Linked DNA regions of Homo sapiens: regions 2, 3, 4, 5, 6 and 7 are each linked to region 1. Evidence: chromatin contacts called from ENCODE Hi-C or POLR2A ChIA-PET data. All regions are on one chromosome and are shown on one strand. Each heading gives the region's core, a stretch centred on a gene start or an enhancer-like site at or near the end of the contact. The rest is flanking DNA. Distances are from core to core; before and after follow the strand shown. Region 1 holds the start of SIN3A (SIN3 transcription regulator family member A). Region 2 holds the start of IREB2 (iron responsive element binding protein 2). Region 3 holds the start of ARIH1 (ariadne RBR E3 ubiquitin protein ligase 1). Region 4 holds the start of SKIC8 (SKI8 subunit of superkiller complex). Region 5 holds the start of ADPGK (ADP dependent glucokinase). Region 6 holds the start of TBC1D2B (TBC1 domain family member 2B). Region 7 overlaps TBC1D2B (TBC1 domain family member 2B).

The links. Hi-C counts contacts between places; a loop is a spot of excess contacts on that map. ChIA-PET counts read pairs that join two places held with the same protein, here RNA polymerase II (POLR2A). Pooled maps may share reads with other maps.
Region 2: a map of naive thymus-derived CD4-positive, alpha-beta T cell shows a loop between it and region 1 (7-fold over the local background). The contact joins the promoter of IREB2 here to the promoter of SIN3A in region 1. A Hi-C loop is called at or near these places in 1 of 168 maps with a recorded cell type or tissue (naive thymus-derived CD4-positive, alpha-beta T cell), 4 of 37 single-sample maps with no recorded cell type and 11 of 50 pooled maps. POLR2A ChIA-PET finds 5 or more read pairs at or near these places in 1 of 52 experiments (CD4-positive, alpha-beta T cell).
Region 3: a map of CD8-positive, alpha-beta T cell shows a loop between it and region 1 (9-fold over the local background). The contact joins the promoter of ARIH1 here to the promoter of SIN3A in region 1. A Hi-C loop is called at or near these places in 2 of 168 maps with a recorded cell type or tissue (CD8-positive, alpha-beta T cell and naive thymus-derived CD4-positive, alpha-beta T cell), 3 of 37 single-sample maps with no recorded cell type and 13 of 50 pooled maps. POLR2A ChIA-PET finds 5 or more read pairs at or near these places in 2 of 52 experiments (A549 and activated CD4-positive, alpha-beta T cell).
Region 4: a loop to region 1 is called in a pooled map, with 11 times the contacts of the local background. The contact joins the promoter of SKIC8 here to the promoter of SIN3A in region 1. A Hi-C loop is called at or near these places in 6 of 50 pooled maps. POLR2A ChIA-PET finds 5 or more read pairs at or near these places in 4 of 52 experiments (GM12878, OCI-LY7, T-cell and 1 more).
Region 5: a loop to region 1 is called in a map of naive thymus-derived CD4-positive, alpha-beta T cell, with 10 times the contacts of the local background. The contact joins the promoter of ADPGK here to the promoter of SIN3A in region 1. A Hi-C loop is called at or near these places in 1 of 168 maps with a recorded cell type or tissue (naive thymus-derived CD4-positive, alpha-beta T cell), 2 of 37 single-sample maps with no recorded cell type and 8 of 50 pooled maps.
Region 6: a map of CD8-positive, alpha-beta T cell shows a loop between it and region 1 (9-fold over the local background). The contact joins the promoter of TBC1D2B here to the promoter of SIN3A in region 1. A Hi-C loop is called at or near these places in 1 of 168 maps with a recorded cell type or tissue (CD8-positive, alpha-beta T cell), 2 of 37 single-sample maps with no recorded cell type and 4 of 50 pooled maps.
Region 7: a map with no recorded cell type shows a loop between it and region 1 (7-fold over the local background). The contact joins the enhancer-like site here to the promoter of SIN3A in region 1. A Hi-C loop is called at or near these places in 3 of 37 single-sample maps with no recorded cell type and 8 of 50 pooled maps.

The regions. Positions count from the first base shown.
Region 1 is chr15:75,450,020-75,453,440 of GRCh38, reverse strand. SIN3A (SIN3 transcription regulator family member A) reads left to right here and starts at 1,751. Exons shown (of 21, transcript NM_001145358.2): 1 at 1,751-2,018. RefSeq lists enhancers at 217-306, 336-867, 1,097-1,146, 2,857-2,986, 2,414-3,333 and 1 more and silencers at 1,787-1,886, 2,107-2,606.
Region 2 is chr15:78,436,498-78,439,918 of GRCh38, reverse strand. IREB2 (iron responsive element binding protein 2) reads right to left here and starts at 1,703. Exons shown (of 22, transcript NM_004136.4): 1 at 1,563-1,703; 2 at 38-124. The coding sequence starts at 1,581. RefSeq lists a silencer at 1,249-1,488 and enhancers at 1,959-2,018, 2,089-2,168.
Region 3 is chr15:72,472,512-72,475,932 of GRCh38, reverse strand. It overlaps ARIH1 (ariadne RBR E3 ubiquitin protein ligase 1), which reads right to left and starts at 1,603. Exons shown (of 14, transcript NM_005744.5): 1 at 919-1,603. The coding sequence starts at 1,293. It overlaps TMEM202-AS1 (TMEM202 antisense RNA 1), which reads left to right and starts at 1,694. Exons shown (of 4, transcript NR_135678.1): 1 at 1,694-2,058. RefSeq lists enhancers at 480-689, 2,140-2,239 and silencers at 1,240-1,469, 1,512-1,708, 1,560-1,899.
Region 4 is chr15:78,297,867-78,301,287 of GRCh38, reverse strand. SKIC8 (SKI8 subunit of superkiller complex) reads left to right here and starts at 1,679. Exons shown (of 11, transcript NM_025234.3): 1 at 1,679-1,726. RefSeq lists enhancers at 1,282-1,371, 547-1,513, 1,612-1,961, 1,514-2,481.
Region 5 is chr15:72,782,201-72,785,621 of GRCh38, reverse strand. ADPGK (ADP dependent glucokinase) reads left to right here and starts at 1,864. Exons shown (of 7, transcript NM_001365225.1): 1 at 1,864-2,163. The coding sequence starts at 1,931. ADPGK-AS1 (ADPGK antisense RNA 1) reads right to left here and starts at 2,787. Exons shown (of 3, transcript NR_040107.1): 1 at 426-2,787. RefSeq lists enhancers at 1,339-1,548, 1,599-1,658, 2,419-2,488 and a silencer at 1,709-2,168.
Region 6 is chr15:78,076,152-78,079,572 of GRCh38, reverse strand. It overlaps TBC1D2B (TBC1 domain family member 2B), which reads left to right and starts at 1,862. Exons shown (of 13, transcript NM_144572.2): 1 at 1,862-2,280. The coding sequence starts at 1,921. RefSeq lists silencers at 1,577-1,626, 1,777-1,986, 2,187-2,386.
Region 7 is chr15:78,050,545-78,053,965 of GRCh38, reverse strand. The region is part of intron 2 of TBC1D2B (TBC1 domain family member 2B); the gene reads left to right. Among named protein-coding and RNA genes, the nearest start is that of TBC1D2B, 25 kb to the left of the region's middle. Within about 2 kb of position 1,750, at least 18 of the 41 ENCODE cell types and tissues checked have a DNase peak (open chromatin) inside an H3K27ac peak, as active enhancers do.

The DNA of each region.
Region 1 (3,421 bases), core at 502-3,001:
TAAAAGTAGCCGTGGGTCAGTTCTGCTGGAGTGCCGCTTCCTCCTAACCTCCGAGCAGTTTGGCCCTGGGGTCGCTTCGTTGGTCTGACTTATTTTTAGAGCTCTGTCCTGGGGCAGGGCTTGGCTACTGGCGAGGCTGCTCCCACCTGTCGGCTACCCTTGGAGTTCACAATTCGCTGCTGTGGTTTCGCGGCTCGAAGCCATCGCTGGAGTCAGGCCCACCTGCTGCCAGAGCTCGTTCCTGGCCGTTTCCGCTGGATTGCAGAGGGAGGACAGTGTTGGACCTAGGCGTGGGTTCCCTGGGCGTGTCCCTTGGGGTCTTAGCTCTCTGGGAGGAGGGTTCTACTTATTCGGGAGAGCGGTAACAACGTAATCCCGTCACCTCTCCTGGCGCTGAGAGAGCGCCCCCCAAAGTAAGATCAGCGTCAGGCCCACGCCCTATTTGGTGAATAAATAAAAGCAAACTAGGAATTGAAAGCACTTTGTCTCACTGTGTGTTCGAGGCACTGTTACCTACACAGAGAGGGCACAGGAACTGCTATTAACACTCCCGGCCAAGGAGAAGGTGAACAGCCGTTATCTTATGTCCCCAACTACGGAAATTTTATCCATTCTCTGAGTGTGGCATGTCCCCAATGTTAATTTATGCCGTGGCCTGTTTTGGTGTTTTCCTCTCCTTTCTCAGTTCTGAGGATGCCTCCAGATCCACCCGGGAGATCGTGAGTACCTTGTGCCTCACGCTCCGCCTTCCGGAGGCTTGCCAGGGCGGTGGCTGTTAGAGCCCGCCTCTCTTTTGGTTATCTCCGCCCTCTTAGGACTGCATATTCAGCTCTAGGGAGTTTACTTCTCCGCCTAGGTCTCCAGACCTTAGTTCTGTACTCTACTTGGCTGAAAGGAGTTGCCAGCTGCTCCGGATATTTGTGTTTACAAGGACGCAGTGTGTAGAATGTAAACTGTAAAGATAACTGGACGGAAGGATGAGTTCTCATTCTCTCATTTTTTTTGTGAGGGAGTCCTCCATGGTGGGCTGCCTTTCCTTCAAATCCTAGGATGTGGAGTCTCCGCTGATGAGCTCCGCTCCCCCTCCTATCTCGGGCCCTGGAACTCCGAGCTTCAGTCTCTAGTGTAAACATTCCACAAAAGGACTGCTAAGGTTCAGCCTCCTCGCGCAGGGTGGAATTAGCTCCTTCCTAGACGGGCGCCCTGGCCAATGGAGGGTCCTACCAGCGCCAAGATATCCAATCCGACTCTTGGGGCGGGGCCTGGCCCGGCAGTGCGGTAGGCGGAGCCTGTTTCACTTACAGACATTTTACCCCACATCGGTTACTTACCTTACTGGGGCGGTGGGAGAGCCAGGGGTAGCCTTCCAATGCGATGACCAGCGGAGGCGGGAGCCAACTTGTTAGGCCTGTGGCTGAGACGCTGCAGGGCGGGTTATGTGGTGTCCTCCAATGAGACAGGAAGAGCTTCCCTGCTTCCTCCAATAGTGTTGGGGCTCGGGGGTGGGCTTCAGCAGTCCGTCTCCAATAGGCGGGGTTGAGTTAGGGAAGCTCCCCGCCAATAGGGGCGTGGAGAAGGAGAGCGGCTCCCCCTCCCCTACCAGTCGAGGGGGAAGGGGCGGGAAAATCATAAGACAGGCCTCGGTGGTTGGCTGAGTCTTTGACGGGCGGGTATTGCGTCCTGTATTGGAACGAAGCTGAGTCTTCCCTCTGCGGGGCGGGGTCGGGGGAGTGGGCGGGATTTCCCGGGTAACAGAGAAGCGGCCGCGGCGGTAGAGGCGGCGGAGACGGTTTCTCCATCTTCCCCCCTCCCCTTCCCCCCTCGGAGTTTCCCTCCCTCCCTCCCTCCCTCCTTCCCAGTCTGGGCACCGGAGCCTGTGACCGCTTCGTTAGTGGAGAGGTAGCTGGCAGTCCGCTTCGGCGGGCCTGTGCCCCGCGCCGTTCTCGGGGCCTCCCTGCTGAGCTCGCGGCTCACGCTGAGAGGGACACGCAGTGACGAGCGGCCGAAGCAGCTTTGCGGTGAGAGCACGCTGGGCCGGGGGCCGGGCGGGAGCCTGGTGGCGGGTAACGCCGGACTCGAGGGTGTGTATTTTGGGGGGGGGGGGCTGACCTCCTCGGCTTCCCGTAGAGCAGACGGGCGGGAGGTGTGTGGTTGTGTGAGGGGGGTGGGGGGCGGAGCGGGGTAGCTCTCCGCGCGGGAGGGGGAGGAGAGCGTAGTCCCGGTGCGCGCGGAGGGGGGCGGGCTCTCGCGCCGCCGCTCAGAGGCGGGGCCGGCGCGCGCGTGCGATTGTGGAGAAAGGGGCGGGGCCGGCTTCGCGCTGAGTGCAGTTTGCGGCCGACCACCCCCTCCCCTCCTCCTGGGGTGGGCGGGGCCTCGGGCTGGCGGCCGCGCTCTGGCCTGCTGGGGTCGGGGAGGGGTAGGGGGGGGTCTCCCGCGTGTAGATTCAGGGCGCGGCAGGGAGGGGGCGTGAAGTCTGAGTTCCTCCGCCTTCTTGGGATCCGGTTGGCCGGAGGGGCCGTACTGATCCGTGATGCCACTCCCCTTGGCCGTCCCCCCCTGCACCCCGCCCAGGCCCCGGGTTTCCGCCTCCTTGGCAATGAGGAGGTGCTAGGGAAAGCCCGCTGTCGGGTCTGGCTGGGAGTCTCGGCGCCTAGATCTGCCCCGCCCTATGTCTCCGTGGGGAGGGAGGGGCACCCGCCGACTGGGAGCTGTGGAGGTGTCAGGACTTACTCTTGTGGCTGGGTCATGCCTTCTGCCTGGGGGCACAAGGGCCCTGTGCCGGAGCTGCTTTCTCCGCTTTGCTCCATGCAGCGTGTCTGGCACCGTGCAGCCAGGAGAGTGGGAGCATGGTCACCCCCACTCCCCTCTTGGTTGTAACTATTGGGGCGAAGTGCCCAAGGTCCTCTTGTAGGAGCGTGCGTGGCTGGTGCTGGAACCCTAGATCCGCGGTGGTGATGGTAGGGGAGGGGCAGGGAGTCATCAGAGACTAGAAATGTGGCGGAGGGAAAACCTTCCCTGGGGTTCCCTTGATGTTCAGTTACCGTGGCTGTACGGGGCGGGGCTTCCTTTGAGCCAATGGGTGGTGGGTAGTAGACTTGGCGTCTGTTTCGGTGCGTTAGGACTTTAAACGAAGTTAGCCTTGAAAAGGCAGTGGAAGCTCCTCCTCTTTACAAGGCTGAGATTTATAACAGGAAAGTTTGGATTTACATTTTAATCTCAAAACTGGTCTGTTTATAAAGTAGGGTTTGTTTTTTTTTTTTAAGAACTCAGACTTTGAATAAAATACTCCGATATCTCTGACAGTTGTATTTTTGAATGCTTTCATTGTGCACATGGTTCTGCTATATAAACTTAGTTTCCTGGACGGGCGCGGTGGCTCATGCCTGTAATCCTAGCACTTTGGGAGGCCGAGGCAGGTGGA
Region 2 (3,421 bases), core at 454-2,953, 3.0 Mb before region 1:
GACTAAACAAACCCAAGAAAATGTAAAGCAACATTACCATACTTGGTGCCAAGTTTAGATACATCGAAGAACTTCTTATGTGAACTGTCATTTAATGTTTCAATAAGGTACTCAAAGGCGTATCCTGAAAAAAAAATTGTATTTTCATTAAATGCAGCAACAAAATATTTTATTCAGCTGAAAATACCTGGAAACTAGCTTTATCCAATAGAATTTTCTGCAATGGTAAAAATATTCTATGTTTGAGCTGTCCAGTAAAGTAGCCATTAGCAACGTGTGGCTATTGAGCACCTGAAATGTGGCTATCGTGCCTGAGGAACTGAATTTTTAATTTATTTAATTTTGATTAATTTAAAGTCACACAGGGCTAGTATCCACCACACTGGAAAGCATAGTTCTAAACCATAATTTGTCAAGTAAAAACTAGTAAGATAATTCACTCCTGAAATGTGATAAGAATACCTGGAAAGGGACAATAAGAATGATTTAAATAATCCACGGGGACGTTTTGGAAAGACATGTCTTGAAAACTGCAGAGACAGGAATTTGTGAATTCCACAATTAACATTAGAGGGACTGATTAAAAAAAAAAACTAAAAGACGGATTTTTACAGAGCATTCAATAAACCAAAACAAAAAAACTTCTCAGTTAAGTCCTTACCAGGGCTTAGTACTGAAAATAAAAGTAACAGAATCTCTAGGAAATTAGCATATTCTACCCGAAAGAGACAAGTCTTCTGGTTTTGCACGAACTGAAGCTGAACTACTAAGTCAAAGATCCAGAGGTCTCATTTAAACGTGCCTCAGCTCCCAACATTCTAGGGGGCAGTGGCGGGGAGGCAGCCCTGAGGTTGAAAAGAACCTTCAGATCTTTTGTGCAGACTCATAGCGGTGGGTGGCCAGGACCCTCAACATTGTTAAGGCTTTCATCCAAAAGGAGAAAACATAAGCACAGCCCATTTTCAGAATGAATAGTATTTTTTTCTCTTTTTTTTTTTTTGTAGAGGGAGGTGGACGGGGGAGGAGACAGCGGTGCAATAAATGGTCGGAGAACTGACTGACCAATGTTCAACCTTGACTGCCCCTCATTCGGCTTCCAGAGGCACAGAGAGACTGAGGGGCCTTAGGCTGGACCGTGGAATCAACATCTAGCTGCGTGAGACCCGAACACGGAGACGCAGGCCCCCGCCTTCATCGCTCGCCAATGGGGGGCGGGCAGGAGAAGACGGTGGGCCTCTCCCTGCCCCTGGTGTTGCTGACGGGGGCCAGGAAGCCGCTGGCAGCAGGCAGCGGCCACCGGAGAGAGAGGGGTGCGGGTCAAGGCCAGCGGTGGGGTGGCCCGCCCTGCGGGTGTCGCGCAGGAGGGTGGGGATCGGGAGCCCCAGCTTCCGCGGCCTAGGCTCAAAGGGCGGCCCAGCAGGCAGGCCCCGAGGGGAGCACAACCCGAGCCCCGAGGGCCTGGGCGCCTGCCGAGCGACTCCAGGCGAGAAAAGCAAGGAATTCGGCGCCTAGGCAGCGCGCGTTTCCAACTGCCAGACCCAGCTCGGAGGCCCGAAACTGACCTGCTTTTGGGGCGTCCATCGCCGGAGACCATATTATCCCTCCGGGGAGGGGGCCAGCGGGGGAAGAAGGGGGAGGCCGGGCAGGGAAGACGGGGAGGAAGACAGGCGGACTGGCAAGGGAGGAAAGAAGGAAGCAGGCTCGCGCAAATATCGCGAGAGCAGCAGAGCCAGCCCCGGGTCTGCGCTCGCGGGATTTGTCGCCTAACTCCCGCGAGATCGTCGGACAGGAAAACAAAGAAAGGGAAGGGGCGGAGCTAACCAGAAAGCGATTTCTCGCGCCGTCGCCGCTGTTCTCGCGAGCGGGGGCGGAGCGCTGGGGAGGCTCCAGTGGGGGCGTTGGCGTGGCTAGTTTGGCCTTCGCAGCGATCCGTTACTTAGTTGCGGCCTTAAGTTTTCTATTGGGGTCATGAATTCGAGCGGTGTTTGCGTTCCCGCAAGGTGTCTGTTGGAGTCAGGGTCGGAATCGGAACTGCTAGGAGAAAGAGCTCAAGGAGAACCGCTTTCCCCTAACTATAAAGCCTTGCATTAACTTGTCAGACGTGGGCGGCCCACACGCGTGTTTTCAAGTGGGGGCGGCCATACTGATCGGGCGCGTGGGAGGCGCTCAACTGTTGAATGAATGAATTTTTTCTTACCCTCCGGTAGCTTCCGTGATTGCCGACTTCTTCCCAGTGGCAGTTAACACATGCTTAAGCCTCTCCATCCTTCCGCCTCAGCTCCTCCGGTCCCTGTGTTCTCCACCTACCCAGCATTATCTCCTGTCGCAGCAACTTACCAGAAAGAGTCGCTCATACTCGGCTCTCCCCCACCCACTTCTTATCCTCTTCCAGTCTGGCTTCCACTCCCAGAAATGCCTTTAGCCAAGGCCAGCTATAACTCCACTTTCTAATCTCACATATCTCAATCTTGACTGGTTCTCTCCCATTGTTGAAAAATACTCTTCCATCAGCTTCTGTGACTTCAGACTCTACTTTTGTTTCTTCTCCTAAGGGTGCTTGATCTCAGGCTCCTCTGCAGACCTCTTCCTCCGCCCAGCTTTTAAATGTACTGGGCACTTGATGGGCACAGTAGCTCATGCCTGTAATTCCAGCACTTTAGGAGGCCAAAGTGGGAGGATGGCTTGAGCTGAAAAGTTCAAGACCAAACACAGCAACGTAGTGAGACCCTATCTCTACAAAAAAAATTTAAAAATTAGCTGAGTGTGGTGGCATGCACCTGTAGTCTCAGCTACTCAGGAGGCTGAGGTGGGAGGATCACTTGGGCCCAGGAGATTGAGGCTGTGGTGAGCCATGATTGCACCACTGCACTCCAGCCTGAGCAACACAGCAAGACCCTGTCTCAAAAAAAAATATATTGGACATTAAATGTGTCCCAGGGCTCTGGCCTTGTACCTCCTCCCTCTGTCCATTTTCCCTGGCCCATCTCACACTTCCTTTGACTTCAGTTATTAGTTAATATGTTGATGCTTCCCAGTCTGCCTGTGACCTGAGCCTATCTCCTAAACCCGGAGGTGTATATCCTAGTACCCATGGGATGCCTCCACATCCCAAGGCACCTCAAACTAAAAATCTCCAAAACTGAACTCGTCATTTCCCTCCTTAAACCTACTATTCCTTTTGTATTGCCTGTATTAGCGAATGGCGCCACCATCCACCTGGTTGCCCAAGCCAGAAATCAACACATTATACCTGACTCCTTCATCCACTCCCTTTAATCATTGATCCAAGCCCTGTCAACCCAAACTCCAATATATTTCCTTTATTCACCTTGCTATATTTTGTAACATCTCCTTTACAATCCCAGCATGAAATTCATAGGTAATATAATCTACATACACGATAAATAATCTACTTAATGAC
Region 3 (3,421 bases), core at 354-2,853, 3.0 Mb after region 1:
TTTGAGTTTCTAAAGCTCAAAAATGCAAAATCTGACGCACATGGTTAAATGAGATGTGGTTATCAACTTACACCAAGCCTAACTTACCACAAAATAGAAAATATCAGAGAAAGGAGTTCACAAGCAGAAAACCTCTGCTTTCTAACTCACAATAGAGTCTTGTCCAATATTAGACAACACTGCGTTTTGTTGTTGTTTTAGCTACAAGGAAGGGTATGCAATATGCAGTAACTATTCCAACAGCTTCAAGCAAGTCATCTGCTACGACTAGAAAAAGTAGCAATTAGGTCCCAAACAGCAAAGACATAAAAAAGATGTAAGCAGAAGCCTCACCATCTGAAAAGAAGGCCCATCAGCACCTCTTCCGAGAAATACTTCCCTTCCCCCACCTTTAAGTAGGCACTTGAGACTGCCAAGATCCATTTCTTTATTAACTGGTGCCCACTTGGGGCAACTGTACACCAAGCTGCTCTTAGGCCTACTCTAATCCCTTCCAAAAGTGCTCAAATGAGGCTACGGCCGGGGTAAGTCCCGTCAGGGCCCAATTCTTCCTGACTCCTCTTCTCCACCCCACCTCCTCCGCCCCGCCCCAGTAGGCGATCGCCCGGCCAGAGAAAGGACACCCGGCCCAGGGACTGGCAGAAATTGCCCGCAAGAGAAGGCTTAGGCGACCGAAGGCCTCCGCCATAGCAGGACTTGGGAAGCACCGCCCCCAGCGCACCTCCCCACACCCGGCTAATCGGCGAACCTCTGCTTTCGACACCCTCTATCCCCAGCAGAGGCAGCGGAGAAGACAAGGCCGGGAGGCACCGGGCTAGGCTGCGCACCAGGCCCAGGCCTGTCCCTCGGGACCGCGCGTGCCGCCTGAATCCGCTCCCCCGTCGGGCCCGGTCCAGCTGGCGCGGCGGCCACCCTCACCTGGATGACCTCGTTGACCTCCCGGATACATTCCACCATGTGTTGTAGAATCTGCTCGGCCGTGAGCACCTCGTAGCGGTAATCCTCCTCCTGCTCATGCCCCGGCCCGCCACCACCACCGCCGCCGCCGCCGCCGCCGCCACCGCCGGGCCCCAGAGCGCTGCCGCCGCCACCGCCCGTCTCCCCGCACAGCAGTCCGTCCCGCTCCCCGCCGACGCCCAGCCCGGGCTCCACCAGCTCCACCTCGCCCAGATCCAGGGTATCATCGTCCGGCTCGTCGTCGTCTTCGTCCTCCTCCTCCTCGGCGCCGCTGTCCTCCTCACTGCACTCCTCGTCCTCGTCGAACTCGTAGTTGTAGCCCTCGTCCGAGTCCATGGCGCGACGCGCGGGGGCCCGGCGGACGCTGGCCGAGGCGGGGAGAGGGCGGGGACGCCGAGGCCCCGGCTCTCGCTCCGGCTCCGGCTGATGTCCGGACGCAGGCCTGGCTCCGGCCCCGCGAGCCGCGGCTCCTCCCCAGGAGCGGCGGTTGGCGTTTGACGGCTGGTGGCGGCGGGGAGGGCGCGGAGGAGGGAGGGAGGGAGCGAGGGGGCCGCTTGCTGCCCGCCTCAGTCAGACGCGGCTCCGCTCCGGCCTCCGAGAGAAAACAGTCCCCAACGCCACCTCCACGGCCGCTGCTATCGCTACTGAGCCAACAAAGGGGCGTGCGTCACCGCGTCGCGCTGCGTCGTCGCGTCACTCCTCTTTGCGTCACTGCGCCCCGCCCCACCGCCCCTGCGTGGAGCCCGGGGAGACCCCACGGCCCGGCCTTCCTGGGCCTGGGACCCGAGGGGAGCCGAGCGGGAATTGCTTTCCTGGTTCGATCCGCTGCCGCTGTGAGGGCCGAGCGGAAACCCGTAGACCTTTTATGTGAAGAGATTGCGGCCTCCTGGTCACCAGTCACCGAGAGAGGGACCCCTGGACCGCCTACGTGGTGGTGTCTGCCGCAGGCCATAGGGATCCAGCCCACTTAGGCAGTCCCTTGGGGACGCGGCCTTCCCTCCGGAGCGGAAAGGCGCTTCCCGCCCGCCCTGCGGTAATCCCGGAAGCCCTCAGCCGTTAAGCTAAAATTTCTGTTGCTTTGGCTACTGATGGAAACCTGTTGTAAGTGGAACCTCTAAACTGTATGACAGGTGAACCCACTTTAGGTAGCTGTGTGATTCTGTCCACTTGTACAGACGTGCAGTGGTTTTTAAGTCTCCTATAATGACGTCATTTTAAAGAGGCATTTCCTCCACCCCGCTGACAAGAGCGCCTCTTGAGGGCCCTAAACAATGTAAACAGCGATGATTTTCATGAATTGAGCACTGTGTAAGGGCTTTACATATATTCTGTCTCATCTTCACGGAGCCATAGTACCCATTTTATACCTGAGGAACCTGAAGCTCAGAAAGGAAAAGGGACCTGGCCAAGACCACATAACCCTTGCCCTATTTTAACCGCTGGATGCCCCAAAACATGAATCATAAAAATGCTTTGTAATGTAGATATATTATGTACTATGTAGTACATAAAAGACATGAATGCTTCAACAAAATACAGGCAATAATAGAAATATCTACAAGGGCCAAATGTAGCCAGAGAGATAATGCTTGAATCTCATCTGAAAGTGTGCTATGTGAGCTGAGTGTTGATGAATGGCTAGGAGTTCAACAGAGAAGGTAGGGAAGATGGTCTAGCCGCAGAGAACAAGCAAAAGCGCAGAAGGTGTCAAGTAAGTAATAGTTTGGGGAGCTTAAAGTGCATGGAGGGTACATGGCAAAATATTAGGCAAGTTAGTCAGGGGTCATGTCAGTTAAGAGCATTTTATGCCTAAGAGTGGGCTTAAATCTTTGCAAACAGGACATGCGAGCCAGAGAAGTGTTATGAAGGAAGAAGAGGCATAAGAAGGCTCCCTCTTGAGATAATCTGAAGAATTGGCCAGATTGAAAACCTTTTAAAATCAAAACCCCTGATTTGTTGATAAATCTTACTGTTCAACCTATAGGTTCCCTTTGGAAATTGATTTTGAAAAGTGAAAAATTCCATTATAATGTTAAAAAGCCTCTTCCAATTTGTCCATTTTGTAAGTTTTAAAATACCGATAATTATATTTCTTAACCTCAGGATTTACAAAGTAAAGCATTTAACCTCAATACTGGTAGTCTAGGTTTTTGTTGTTGTTGTTGTTGTTTGTTTTTTTCTTGAGACGGAGTCTCGCTCTGTTGCCCAGATTGGAGTACAGTGGTGATCTCAGCTCACTGCAGCCTCTGCCTCCCAGGTTCAAGCGATTCTCCTGTCTCAGCCTCCTGAGTAGCTGGGACTACAGGCGCATGCCACCACCCCAGGCTAATTTTTGTATTTTTAGTAGAGATGGGGTTTCACCATATTGGCCAGGCTGGTCTCGAATTCCTGACTTCAGGTGATCCACCTGCCTCGGCCTCCCAAAGTGCTGTGATAACAGGCATAAGCCACAGCGCCCAGCCAG
Region 4 (3,421 bases), core at 430-2,929, 2.8 Mb before region 1:
TTGAGACCAGCCTGGCCAACATGGTGAAACCCCGTCTCTACTAAAAAAAAAAATACAAAAAAAAATTAGCCGGGTGTGGTGGTGGGTGCCTGTAGTCCCAGCTACTGGGGAGGCTGAGGCAGGAGAATCACTTGAACCCAGGAGGCAGAAGTTGTAGTGAGCCGAGATTGCGCCACTGCACTCCAGCCTGGGTGACACAGCAAGACTCAGTCTCAAAAGAAAAAAAAGCCCCCAAAGATGAACTTCACCTAGTTGTAAGTGGTCTAATAGTCCTCCGTCTCTCTCTCTATATATATATTTGAACTTCAAAACTAGTTTTTTCGAAAAATATTTTTTAGAGCCAGGGTCTCACTCTGTCACCCAGGCTACAGTGCAGTGGCCCAATCATAGCTCACTGCAGCCTCAAACTCCTGGGCTCAAGTGATCCTCACTTCTGCCTCCTGAGCAGCTGGGTCTACACGTGCACACCACTGCGTCTGTAACTTTAAAATTTTTTGTAGAGATTGGGTCTCGCCATGTTGCCCATACTGGTCTTGAAATCACGGCCAGAAGCAATCCTCCCCCCTTGGCCTCCCAAAGTGCTGGGATTACAGGAGTGAGCCACCACATCTGAGCCACAGGGCGGCCTCCATAATGGGGCATGAGCCTCTTCCCATCTTTTTTTGTTGTTGTTATTCGAGACAGTCTCACTCTGTTGCCCAGGCTGGAGTGCAGTGGTGTGATCTGTGCTCACTGCAACTTCTGCCTCCAGGGTTCAAGCGATTCTCCTGCCTCAGCCTCCCAAGTAGCTGGGATTACGGGCACATGCCACCACACCCGGCTAATTTTGTTTTTGTTTCTGTTTTTTTTTTTTTTACTTGAGACGGGGTTTCACCATATTGGCCAGGTTGATTTCAAAACTCCTAACCTCAAGTGATCCACCCACTCCGACTCCCAAAATGCTGGGATTACAGGCATGAGCCACCACACCCAGCCCCATCTCTTTTTTTTTTTTTGAGACGGGGTCTAGTTCTGTTCCCCAGGCTGGAGTGCAGTGGCGTCATCACGGCTCAATGTAGCCTCAACCTCCAGGGCTTAAGCGATCCTCCTGCCTCAGCCTCCCAAGTAACTGGAACTACAGGCATGTGCTAATTGTTTTTATTTTTAGTAGACACGAGGTCTCTCGCTATGTTGCCCAGGCTGGTCTGGAAACCCAGAGCTCAAGCAAGCCTCTCACCTCGGCTCCCAAAGTCCTGGGATTACAGACGTGAGCTACTCTGCCTGGCCCTCAAAAAAAAAAAAAAAAAAAGTCAGTTGACAACCTATTAAACTGATATCTGTCACGTTAATGGGTCATGACTAGCAGTTTGAAAGACAAAGCTCGATTTCACTGAATTTATTTCAGCAACAGAAGTTATTAGCTTTAGTCCAATCTCAAAAGTACAAAATGAAATTGCAACACAAACCTCTAAACCTGCAGTTGCCGGAAGCTAAACGTCTGCGCTTCCGGAAGCAAATTTCCAACTACCACTCCTCTGGAAGCAGGACCTGGCTTCCTCCCTCCTCTCTCCGCCCACCCTCGTCGGCGTCTGCCCCGCGCCCGCCATAGCGACGGCAACGGGCGCTGCGGAGTGCTCCGAGCCGTGAGGGCGGGGCCGGCGCGATGCCCCGCCCCTTCGATAGCTCATCTTTGCGCGTCGCAGTCGCGCGGAGCCCGGCTTCCGACGTGCAGCCTGGCAGTGCAGTGGTGAGTTGGAGCGCAGGGCCGTTGGGGATTGGGGTCATTAGGGCCGTTGACAGTCCAGGCCAGAGGGCGAGTGAGCGAGGTTGGGCCCGAGGCTGCCTGTAAGCAGGTCCGTTCAGGGATGCTCCAGGCCCTGGGGCCTGAGGGTGGCTTCCATGGCTCCATTTGCCCTGGCTGTTCCTCGGTGTACGGGGCCTGAGGGGAGTGGGGGAGGCCCGTGGGTGGCCTCCTTTTGCGTCCTGAGAATGTTCTGGGCAGTATCGAGATTAGGGCTGGTTTCTCTGCGGAGGAGATCATTTATCCGTAGCTGGGAGGGCTGTATTAACCGAAGTTTTCCAGTAGTGGGCCACGCTGTCTTAGGTAGCGTGCTGGACAGATACAGACATCACTGGACGGGTACAGACAGAGGCTGGGTTCGCTTTACGCCAAGTACCGTGCAATACTGTGGGCTGTTGACTTGCCTGAGTAGTTTCATAGAGGCATCTGTAGTGTTCCTTGGAAACACTGAGTCAGTGATGAATTCTGCCTAGGAAATTTAGGGAAAAGTTTCCCAAAGAGAGAAGATGGCAAGAGAGGGCTAAGGTCTAAAGTCTCTTAGCTCTGACCTTCATAAGACCCTGAAGTAAGAGGTAGTGTATCTTGGTAGCCTATACTATAGCTTGTATCCACCTTTTAGTGTCCCTTGGGGAAGCTTCCTTAACCGCTTCTAAGCCTCCCTTTTCTTACTAGAAAAGTGGAACTGATAATAAAAAAATAGTAGTTCCCCCCTTATCTGCGGGGTGTACGTTCCAGTGGATGTCTGAAATCTTGGATAGTGAAGGACCCTGACTGACTTACCGTGGTTTGACTTACAATTTTTCAACTTTACATAGGTTTATTGGGAAGTAACCCCATTGTAAGTTGAGGAGCATCTATACTGTGTTTTTTCTCATACAGATTACACATACATACCTGTGATTACTTAGTTTAATTCGTAAATTAGGCACAATAAGAGAATAACAACAATAATAATAAAATAGAATTATAACAGTGTAATAAAATGTATGTGAATGTGGTCTCTCTCAAAATATCTTACTGCACTCTACTCACCTATTTTTGGACTACGGTTGACCTCTGGAACTGTGGAAATCAAAACCTCAGCTAAAGAACTACTGTACCTAGTAAGCGGGGTTATGAGGTTTCAGTGAGCTAAATCTTTGTGTATTACTTAAAATAGGACCGGATTCATTGTACATCCTCAAATGTGCACTCATTGATAGAATCACACCCTTGTCTTTTGGAGCCCGGGTTTTTGGAAGCTGGCTTACCGCAAGCCTTCCTCCTTTTTTTGTTTCTATCCATTGCCAAATGTGAGGCCCAGAATGACAGGGAAGAGGACAAGCCTGTGCTTCAGCAGGCAGAAGGCTGTGCTGAAGCAGAGGTTGAATACCATTCCCATTAGCCAAACTGGCTTGAGCACTTTCCTGTCTTTCCTACCCTGGGCAGAAAGAACCCTGTTCATGGGTCACAAATGAATAAAACACTACCAACCTGTCTGTAATCCCAGCACTTTGGAAGGCCAAGACAAGAGGATCGTTTGAGGCCAGGAGTTTGATACCAGCCTGGGCAACATAATGAGAACTTGTCTTTACAAAACCAAAACAAAACACTACCAATTTGAGATCTTCATAGGCAAGGATTAGTTATAAATTGTTTGTT
Region 5 (3,421 bases), core at 615-3,114, 2.7 Mb after region 1:
CCCCTTCACCACCCACAATGCAAACCCACACTGAGTGACTAACCAGCAAGAGGCCCACAGCAGGTCCCATAGCAACCAGAGGGGGCCAAGCTTGCTACCACAGCCCACAACATGCCAACACCCCATTTAGACTTTTACATGAGAAATAAACATCCACTTTGTTCAACTGCTGTTGTTTTGTCTCTGTGACTAAATCAACAATTCTGGCAAATCTAGAAAGAAGCAGAAGAATTAGGTGCAAAGTGCTGGAAGTTTAGCAGCCTCTCGTGGGAGCAAGAAAGCCCCAGGCAGGTTTCTGTCCACATCACTTTAATGTGGAGCACTCTCCTAGTCCTCTAGATCTGTCTGTTCTATCACCTTCCCACAGTTCAGCTTCCTGTGCTCCCCAAAACTTCACCTTGGAAACATATTTAACTGGTTCTGACCTTTAGCCTTGTGTGACTTTGTGGGTCCACAGCCAATATCAAATAACTACAGACAACAGAAACTTGGTTAAAATTCTCAATAGAGGGAAATGATCGCTGGACAGTCAGCAGACTCGCTGTTTTCAGGTCAGCTGCTGGCTCAGTCCCCTCTGGGTGCCAGGGAAACCTGACAGCTGAGGGTTGTGAGAAGAAGCAGTTTCTCTAGGAACTGACTGACATGTCTCCCTAAGGAGAGAGAAGTGACAGGCAACTCTAGGGAAGATGGCTTTCATGGCTTCATAAAGATCTGACTGGCTCTTTGGCTTCTTTTCCAAGGTAGCCCAAATCTGTTCCTGTGTGAATATCTTTGTCGAAAGGGATGGCATGGTCAGGTAGGCTGGGTAGGATGAACTGCGGGAAGGTAGATGACCAGGATGGGGAAGTTCTGATGAGGTGGGGCTGAGGAGAATGAAGACTAATGCCCAAGATCAAAGTTAGGGAAATAAAGTTTCGCTGCCAAGTCCAAAGGTCAGGGTCACAGTGGAAAACTGGACACAAAGCCAAGGTCAGGAGCCGAGAGAATTGGAAAAGTGGAAACAAACCAGGGAACAAGACTAGGCCGGGCATTGTGGCTGATGAGAATGAGCTGGTACCCAGCCTAGCTTCACTGTCTCTCAACCTAGCCTCATGCACAGAAAAGTATCAGCGAAGAGAGGGCTGGGTTTAAGTGATGTCACCAAGGGGGAACAAAAGAAAGCAGCGTTTCTCAACCCAGGTCCATAACTCTCGTGTTGTGCACAAGATTGTGTACATTTTCCAGAGTTTGTTAAAGGGAACAGCGCCCCCAAAAGGGTTAAAGTTTGATTGTGGAATAATCTGGTTATCCAGAAGAGAACGATCTCTGCGGGCTCTCCTGTCTCGACGAAGTCCTTTAGTGGCTGAGGGTCTCGGCCACCTTCCAAAGGGGCGGAATCCCCCTGCCTCGCGTACCCCAGGGGTCTCGGCAGCGCCGCTATTCTGTGAGCCTATTCCTCTCAGAAGCGCCGAGCACTAGGCCTGGAAGAGGACAAGTCTAGCAAATGAGGGGACACGGGCGGAGGGAGGGATTAAAAGATGGGGGTGTGATCCGTGCCAATGGGGACACCCACTGGTTCGAATATTAACGCGAGGTTTGTCCGCTTCTTCACAATCTGTCCGTTTCGTTTTACTGCGAAAGCAAATGTGTTCCCATCCCTCTATTTGGGGATACGATTAGAGTTCCGGGAAGGGGGTGCAGCGCCCGGACTGGCACAACCGCCGTTGTCCCACCTCCTCCGGGGCGGCAACACCGCAGTGCCAGGCCTGGGACTGAGGCGTGGGGTCCCCCCTCGCTCCGTCCTGGCGCCGCCCGTCGCCCCGCCCCTTGGGGGGCCCCGTGGCGCACCCTTGTGACGTAGCGCTTGTGTCGACATCGGCGCGCGCCGAGCCCGGAAGAGGCGCGGGCTAGGAAAGGAGTTGGTTCGCGCAGGTGCGGCGCCTGGGTCCCCATGGCGCTGTGGCGCGGCTCCGCGTACGCGGGCTTCCTGGCGCTGGCCGTGGGCTGCGTCTTCCTGCTGGAGCCAGAGCTGCCAGGCTCGGCGCTGCGCTCTCTCTGGAGCTCGCTGTGTCTGGGGCCCGCGCCTGCGCCCCCGGGACCCGTCTCCCCCGAGGGCCGGTTGGCGGCAGCCTGGGACGCGCTTATCGTGCGGCCAGTCCGGCGCTGGCGCCGCGTGGCAGTGGGGTGAGTGCCAACGGGGCCTGGGTCTCTGAGCCTCCGAGGTCGGCCTTGGAGGTCGGGCGGAGCCGCGCAGAAACAGGGCTTCTCAGAGGTCCCCGGGAGGCGCTGCTGTCCGCGCTGGCCCCTTGGCGAGAAGTGTCGGACGTCTGAGTGGAACCCGGTTCGTCACCGCTGCTCTTTCCACTCGGCTGGCCTCTGCGCCTTTCTCTCATCCCGGTAGGACCAGCCCTAACAGCTTCTTGCTAATCCCGCTTTGTCTGACACCTTTCTCCGAGCCTTCTTCCTCGTTCCAACTTTTAGCCCCTTCTCTTCTGGCGACTGTTGTTTTGCAATCAAAGATACTTGACCTTACCCACTATGACAACACTCTTCCTCTTTCTTCTGAACTTCTTGAAGACGCGTGATGTCTGCCTTTACCCACTTTCGAAACGCCGTGTAGTCTAGAAACCACACGACTGTACTGCAACTCCTCTCAGATTTGCCTTTTTGAATCTTCATTATCTACTCTGCAGCCTTCCACGCATTGAACACGCCCTTCTCCGTGAAATTCTTTTCTTCCCCTGACTTCAGTGACACTGCATATTTAAGGTTCTTCCAAATGACACTACCTCCTTTCTTTGTACTTTTCCTTGGGAATGTAATTATTTTCTTTATAGTATTGATACTGTAAACACTAACTTTAGTCCCTGTCTCAGTTCGATTTGACTTTCTTGCCGTAATCTCAGAGTTATGTATAACCACCACATAAAAGCAGGCCCTCTACCATGTAGCTCACTACTTTCTGTGGAGTGTTGGGGCCGGGAGGGGTAAAGTAGAGCAAACTTGGCCTGAAGATTAAATGACATCATTCATGTAATCTCTCTAGCATAGTGCCTGCTTTAAAAAGCATTCGATATTAGCTATAATTTTGGGGTTTTTTTTTTTTTTTTTTTTTGGACACAGGGTCTCTCTCTCTGTCGCCTAGGCTGGAGTGCAGTGGTGCAATCACTGCTCACTGCAGCCTCGAACTCCCGAGCTCAAGAGATCCTTCTGCCTCAGCCTCTGGAGTAGCTGGGACGACAGGCAAGCACCACCACGCCCAGCCAATTTTTTATTTATTTTATTTTTTTTAGTAGAGTCGAGGTCTTGCTATATTGCCCAGGCTGGTCTCGAACTCCTGAGCTCAAGCCAGCCTCCCATCTTGGCCTCCCAAAGTGCTGGGATTAAATTGTCCTTCCTTGCTTTATGCGCGTTCATTCAGCAGATATTCACCAACTACATG
Region 6 (3,421 bases), core at 613-3,112, 2.6 Mb before region 1:
CCAGTCCTTAACACTGTGCTGATTGTGCTCAAAGACAGGTGGAGAGGTCAGCCACACCTCTGATGGGCCCCAGGAAAGGAATGCTTGCGTGGTGCCACTTTAGGGCCTGCAGAGAGTCGGCAGGCTGGGTGAGGACCCAGAACCTGCCCTTCCTACCTGGGTGGCTCCAAACAGGCAGTCTAATTTGTGTCCCTGTCCAGCTCAGAAAGGTCAGTTTTCCACCTGGGTCTTTCAGTGTGTCTGTATAAAACATGCAAATCTATGAGGGTGAGATATTTGGTTTGGGCTTTCACAAATGTAGCTATGTAGCTATACACTTCCTTTTTCCTTTGAATAAAGTGAGCTCTTGTACTCACTATTCCCTCTCCCTGGAATGCTTCACCCACATTTCTGGTTGCCCCTGTCCCTCCCATCATCTGGGTTTGTGCTCCATGTCACAGGATCAGACCAGCCTCCTTGCCTGTCCTGGGGCAGCAGCCTGCTATCTGCCCCCCATCACTTCATCCTCTCACTTTGCTTTTTACTTATTTTTTATTCTTGTGGGAACATAGTAGGTGTATATATTTATGGGTTACATGAGATATTTTAATACAGGCATGCAATGCATAATAATCAAATCAGGGTAAGTAAGGTATCCATCACCTCAAGCATTTATCCTTTGTGTTACAAACAATCCTATTATACTTTTTTTTTTCTTTTTAGACAGAGTTTTGCTCTTGTTGCCCAGGCTGGAGTGCAATGGCGCAACCTCGGCTCACTGCAACCTCCACCTCCGGGGTTCAAGAGATTCTCTTGCTTCAGCCTCCCGAGTAGCTGGGATTACAGGCATGCACCACCACGCCCAGCTAATTTTGTATTTTTAGTAGAGACAGGGTTTCTTCATGTTGGTCAGGCTGGTCTCGAACTCCCGACCTCAGGTGATCCACCCACCTCGGCCTCCCAAACTGCTGGGATTACAGGCGTGAACCACCGCGTCTGTATTATACTCTTTTGGTTATTTTTAAACGTACAATTATATTATTTTTGACTGTAGTCACCCTGTTGTGCTAGCAAATACTTGGTCTTATTCATTCTTTCTCTTTGCTTTATTACAAAGCAATAGATTTGCCTTCTCAGGTTGTGAGTGTTCAAATAAGTTAGTCTATAAAGCACTGATAAATACTAGGTGCTATTTTAAGCGGTAATCATTTACATGTCATCACGGCATTTATACAACATAGCACACATTACTTTTATCTGCTTTCTTGTGTGTCACCTCCCTGCCTTACTAGAATATAACCTCCACGAGGGCAGGAGAATGATTGGTTTGTTCACTGCTGTATCCGCCAGGGCCTGGCATACAGAACCGTACCCGGCATTCAGAAGGCGCTCAATAAATATATGTTGAATTCAATAAATGAACTGAGGTCTGGAGAGGCAGGAAACGCTTTGGCTTTCATGAATTCTGCAAATATTTACTGAGCACCCACTCAGCACCAGGCAATAGGCTGTCTCATTTTTACAATATTAGCTTGAGACTCTGGCAGGAGGGAGATTTAAATATCAAGTTTTTAGAATAAGATACACAGTGTGAAATGCAGTTTTAAGCGGACACTCCGCTGGGTTTTGAGAGATGCACACTCCCATGTACCTACACTGCCATAAAGAAATAGACCATTGCTTCATCCGGCAGGGCGAGGACTTGGAGCCCAGGTGGCACGAAGGCAACTGACCCGCGGGGTGCTGGTCGCAGGACCCTGCCTCCGGGGGCTGAGGGGGCAACGGCCGGCGGGCGGGCGGGGGCGAGACTACAAGTCCCAGGGTGCTTTGCGCGCCCGCGGGCCGTGCGGAGCGAAGGGGCGGTGCGGAGGGGGTAGGGGGCGCAGCGGCCGCGGCGCGGAGGCGCAGGGCGCGGGCGCCTACGGTTGGCGCGCGGTAGCGATGCCGGGGGCCGGAGCCCGGGCGGAGGAGGGCGGCGGCGGCGGCGAGGGCGCGGCGCAGGGGGCGGCCGCGGAGCCCGGGGCGGGTCCGGCGCGGGAGCCAGCGCGGCTGTGTGGCTATCTGCAGAAGCTGTCGGGCAAGGGCCCCCTGCGTGGCTACCGCAGCCGCTGGTTCGTGTTCGACGCGCGCCGCTGCTACCTTTACTATTTCAAGAGTCCGCAGGACGCGCTGCCCCTCGGCCACTTGGACATCGCGGACGCCTGCTTCAGCTACCAGGGCCCCGACGAGGCGGCGGAGCCGGGCACGGAGCCGCCCGCGCACTTCCAGGTGCACAGCGCGGGAGCCGTCACGGTGCTCAAGGTGGGACCGCTCGCCCCAAAGCCGCCCGCGCGCTTCCGCCGGCGTCCCCTGCCTCCGCCACTGGCTTGCGCCATCCACCCTCCTTCCTCCAAGGCCTCCTCGCCCCTGCCCACGTCGGCCTGCCTTTCCCTGCTTCTCCACATCCCGCCCTCGTTCCTATCTCCTCCCCACTATCTGGGCTTAGGCCAGTCTCGCTGGGGCTACCAAGCCCCGTCTCCTTTCTCAGACACCTTGACCCATTATCTCCCTCTGCGCCTAACCTCGGGCCAGTCTCTGGTGTCTCCCGACCCCCACCATCCCGTGGATGTCCTGTGCAGCCTTCCCAGGCATCCGTGAGCGTAGGCTTCTACCCCTGGGGCCTCCTTTAGAACTTTGCCTATGGCCTTGGTACCTCAGTGAACCGCTCTGGGCTGCAGCGGCCTCCTCTGTAAAATGGGATAACAGTAGTATCTACCTCATGGGGTGTTGGGATTAAATGAATTATACTTTAAACTGCTCAGTAAATGTCAGTGCTTTTATTTATTTGTTTATTTATTCTTTTTGAGACAGGATCTTGTTCTGTTGTCCAGGCTGGAGTGCAGGGGTGCGATCTCGGCTCACTGCAGCCTCCATGCCTGGGCTCAAGAGATCCTCCCACCTCAGCCTCCCAAGTAGCTGGGACCACAGGTGCGGGCCACCACGCCTGGCTAATTAAATTTTTTTTTTTTTTTAAAGAAACGGGGGTCTCACTATGTTGCCCAGGCTAGTCTCGAACTCCTGGGCCGAAACCATCCTCCCCATCCAGCTTCCCAAAGTGCTGGGATGCCAGGCGTGAGCCAGAGTGCATTTAGCACTGTAGACAGAAAGAGTCAGATGGCAGGGCCCTTAGAGACAGTCCACTACATTTTCCTCCAGAGTGGACGGGGATGCTCCAGCTAAGGTCACACAGCCAGTAGGTGGCAGATCCTGTGTTCTTCCTCCTTGCTTTGTCCAGGATGGGTGGGAGGGGGTCTTTTCAGCCAGTTATGCCTTGCTCCTTTGAGGCTCCCTTAATCCTCCAGTGGACAGACAAAATGAGAGATACAGTGTAGAAGCAGGAGAGTAGAGTCAGGAGTCCTGGTGCTGAAAGGCCTCCCCTGTCCTTGGGAGTTCTGGGGGACTA
Region 7 (3,421 bases), core at 501-3,000, 2.6 Mb before region 1:
AGCAGTGAATGAAAATGAATTTAGAAAGAAAATAATAATGATGCTACCTTATGAGTGGACAGCATTCCACAGTTACCCAGCGCCTCCATGTACAAAGCTTATGCAAGCCCAGTGACAGCCTTGGAATCAGGCAAGGCCAGTGCCAAGCATATGGAAGATACGACTAAGGTCAGCATGTGGTAAGTTGTGGTGCTGTAAGTCTAGTTCTGACTGCAGGGCCAGCCTTTCTACTACACCTAATGATGAAGCACTCATGCCTAGATAGTCATGCTTGGGCAGACTTGCCAAGATTGACAGGTGTTTGTATACACTAGGAAGGTATTCTCAGATCATTCCACTTGTAATTCTCTAGTGTTTCTTAGGAAGACTTTAACCTTCAAACATTGATTTCATTCTATCCTGGATTCATGGCATTTCTGTAACTCAGGGTAATCCCTGGCCATTTGCAGCATGGAGATAACCTCTAGAAAGAACAGAACAACAATTATTTGCTGCCCATCCTACCCCATTGCAAAGACTGTGGAGATGGGACTGTTTTTTGGCCCCCACTCTTCATACAGGGAAAATAACACATCCAGAAAAACAAACAAACAAACAAAACAGCCTCCTGAGCTCTGAAGTAAGGTCTAAAAAGCCCAGGCCATTGTATTAGTATTTTTGGAAGACACACGGAGCGTACATTAAAAGGAGTAGACAACAGTAAGGACTAGTTCTAACAGTTTCATAAAGAGATTTCTTCACTTCCTAAAACCCGTGGGACCCTCTGCTCAGCAGAACACAGGGCTGCATCCGAGTTGCCTGTCCCACCAAGGATGGTGTTGGCACGTGTGGCTGATTTACTCCAGAAACAAAGGCATTCTTAGATGAATTTTTCGTCTCCAAATTTGTCAGTCTTGTTTTTACTTGTCCCAGTATTTTTCAGCAGGTTAACCCTCTTATCAGTGATAAATTACTATATATGCTTTGTACCTATTAATATGTTTTCTGTGAGAGTTTTTGAGTCACTTTCACGACTGTCTTAGCGCTCTGACTATTCCAGGTTCTGAGATCATGCCTTTATTTTCAACTTTATGCGCCCTTATGTTTCGTTCAGAGTCGAGTCACTGTTAACTGAGTTGTTTTGAAAGCCACTCTTATAGTGCTTTTCACTCAAAAGGAGCTCCTAACTGAGTGTCTCAGTCACTTGGAACATTTGGAAACCCTGTGGGAACAGGCAGGGTTCATGAGCATAGCCAGTGCCTTTGGCACAGGAGGTGCTTGATTTGCCTCAGTTCCTTTGTTCTGAGGGCACCAAGTGCTTCTTTCTAGCAAAGACTCAGGGATATTAAACCGAAAGGAGGACAAAGAAGTAGTGCCTAGCCCTATAGTCTCTTTATAACAGCTGTCCTTCCTCCTTCTAAGCCAAAATGCTGTGATTGGAGAGCCAGAGAAAACATCTGAAGCCCATATTTGTTTCTCCTCCTTTGATATGGGGACTCCAGGTATGGAATTTAGCATTTGAGTAAATGCCACCTGACATTTACTCATTCATTCAGCAAAGTCGGCACTCAAGATGAGCTTTGTCCCTCTCCTCACAGAATTTCTAGTCAAGCAGGGTGGTTGTGCAGAGAAAAAATGAGAGAAATGTGAGGGAAGGGTGCATGCTGGTACCATGGGCTGTAAGTGGGCTGTGCATAGTTTCTGGCAGTTAGGGCCTCTCTGAGGAAGTGCATCTAAGCCAAGGCCTGGAGGATGGCCAGGAACTAGCTAGGTAGAGAGGAGGGGAGTCAGATGACAGGGCTGAACTGCAGTGCCTTCCCAGAGCTGCAGTCAGGATGGCTACTGGCTGGAAGCAGTTGTGGGGAGTGAGCTGAACCTGGGGGCACACCTGGGACCCAGAGCCAGAGCTGGGGGAGAGCCTAGACTGCTGGTCTTGGGATTTTGGACTTTAACCTAAGAGCAGTGGAGTGCCTTTGAAGATTTTATAGATAGAAATGACTGTAACATTAGACTTCTATTAATTTTTAGATAGCTTCGAAGAACAAGGAATGAAACTTTGGGCCCCAGAGCAGTATGTGAGGCTATAATGGTTCAGGAAGTCAAAAAATCTAAAGCAGGAAGTCAAGAAGAAAAGGCTGTATTTTAGCCCCTTTTGTTTTATCGTCAGAGATAAAATCTGGTTCAAAGATAAATTGTGATGTGTTATATGGCAGTGCTCTGTGAAGTTTCTAAAGCCATGCTTGTTGTTATCTGCTCAGCTTAGCCTACTCTAGTAAGAATTAAAGAAGAATGTTTTTATAACTGATTTGCATTAAAAATAAAACTTTTCCTAGTATTGTCTCGTAGTCACCCAGTTGTTTGGAACATTTTGATTTGTAGTCTAGTGGGCATCACCCATCAGGACCCTCCTAGCACCTAAAGTCAATATGGAGAAAGATATAGGGGATTAACGTTTTGCACTGATAGCTAGTTGTATATCTTAGAAGGCAGCTCTACCTGGTGGAAGAAGCCCTGTGGGCCTGTGAGTCTTGGGGATATTTACTAGTTGTCAGACTCTAAGTAAGTCACGTATCCTGTAGTACAGGGTTAGGAAACTGTGGCTCTGGGAATTGAAGTTTGTTCACCCCTCTTCATAGTTGTTATAAAGATCAAATGGGAAACTGCATTGTTAAGTGTAAAGAGCCATATGTATGTGTATATACACATATATATTGTATACATATATATGAGATGATATCATTTTGAAAGGGTTAGCATTATGTTTAGTTGTAATTAACAGGAAACCTTACTAATAAGGACTTACACATAGGGAGTAATTTGTCTCACATGATAAGCAGTTTGTGGCTGGCATAGCTACTCACTAGTGCCACTGAAGGGCCCAAGCTGTCTCTGACTCTGTATTTTCCATTGCTAGAGTGTATTAGCTTTCCTGCTCATGCTAGCTGCCCCTGGGGGTGGCACTTACATCAAAAGGAGAATGCTTTCCCAGAAACCTGTGGCTTATGCATCATTGGCTGGAACTGTCATATGGCCATTCCTAGCTGGAAGGAGTCTGGGAAGCCAAGTATTTTAGCTGAGCATATGGCCACGATCAAAACCAAGGTCTATAAGTAAGGAAAAGCTGGATTGAATATTCATTAAGGAGCCAGCACTGTCACATAGTTGCTTACATTAATTTTTTTTCTAGAATCTGTGTTGAGTAAGAGACTTTCCTGTGTGATTGGAACTTGCAGCTTTATTATTAGTCAGTATCTGTTCTGTCTGCCCTCTATTTTGTAGCCTGCCCTCTGAAGGCATGCCATGCCTCAAATACCATTCTACATTGTCTTCTGTGTCTGGATAGATAAAGACCTAGTTTCAACATAAAAGAGTAATTTGCATAAAGATACAATCAGGTGTCTATAAACCTTTATAGCTGTTGAGAATGAGGTAGCTAGAACCC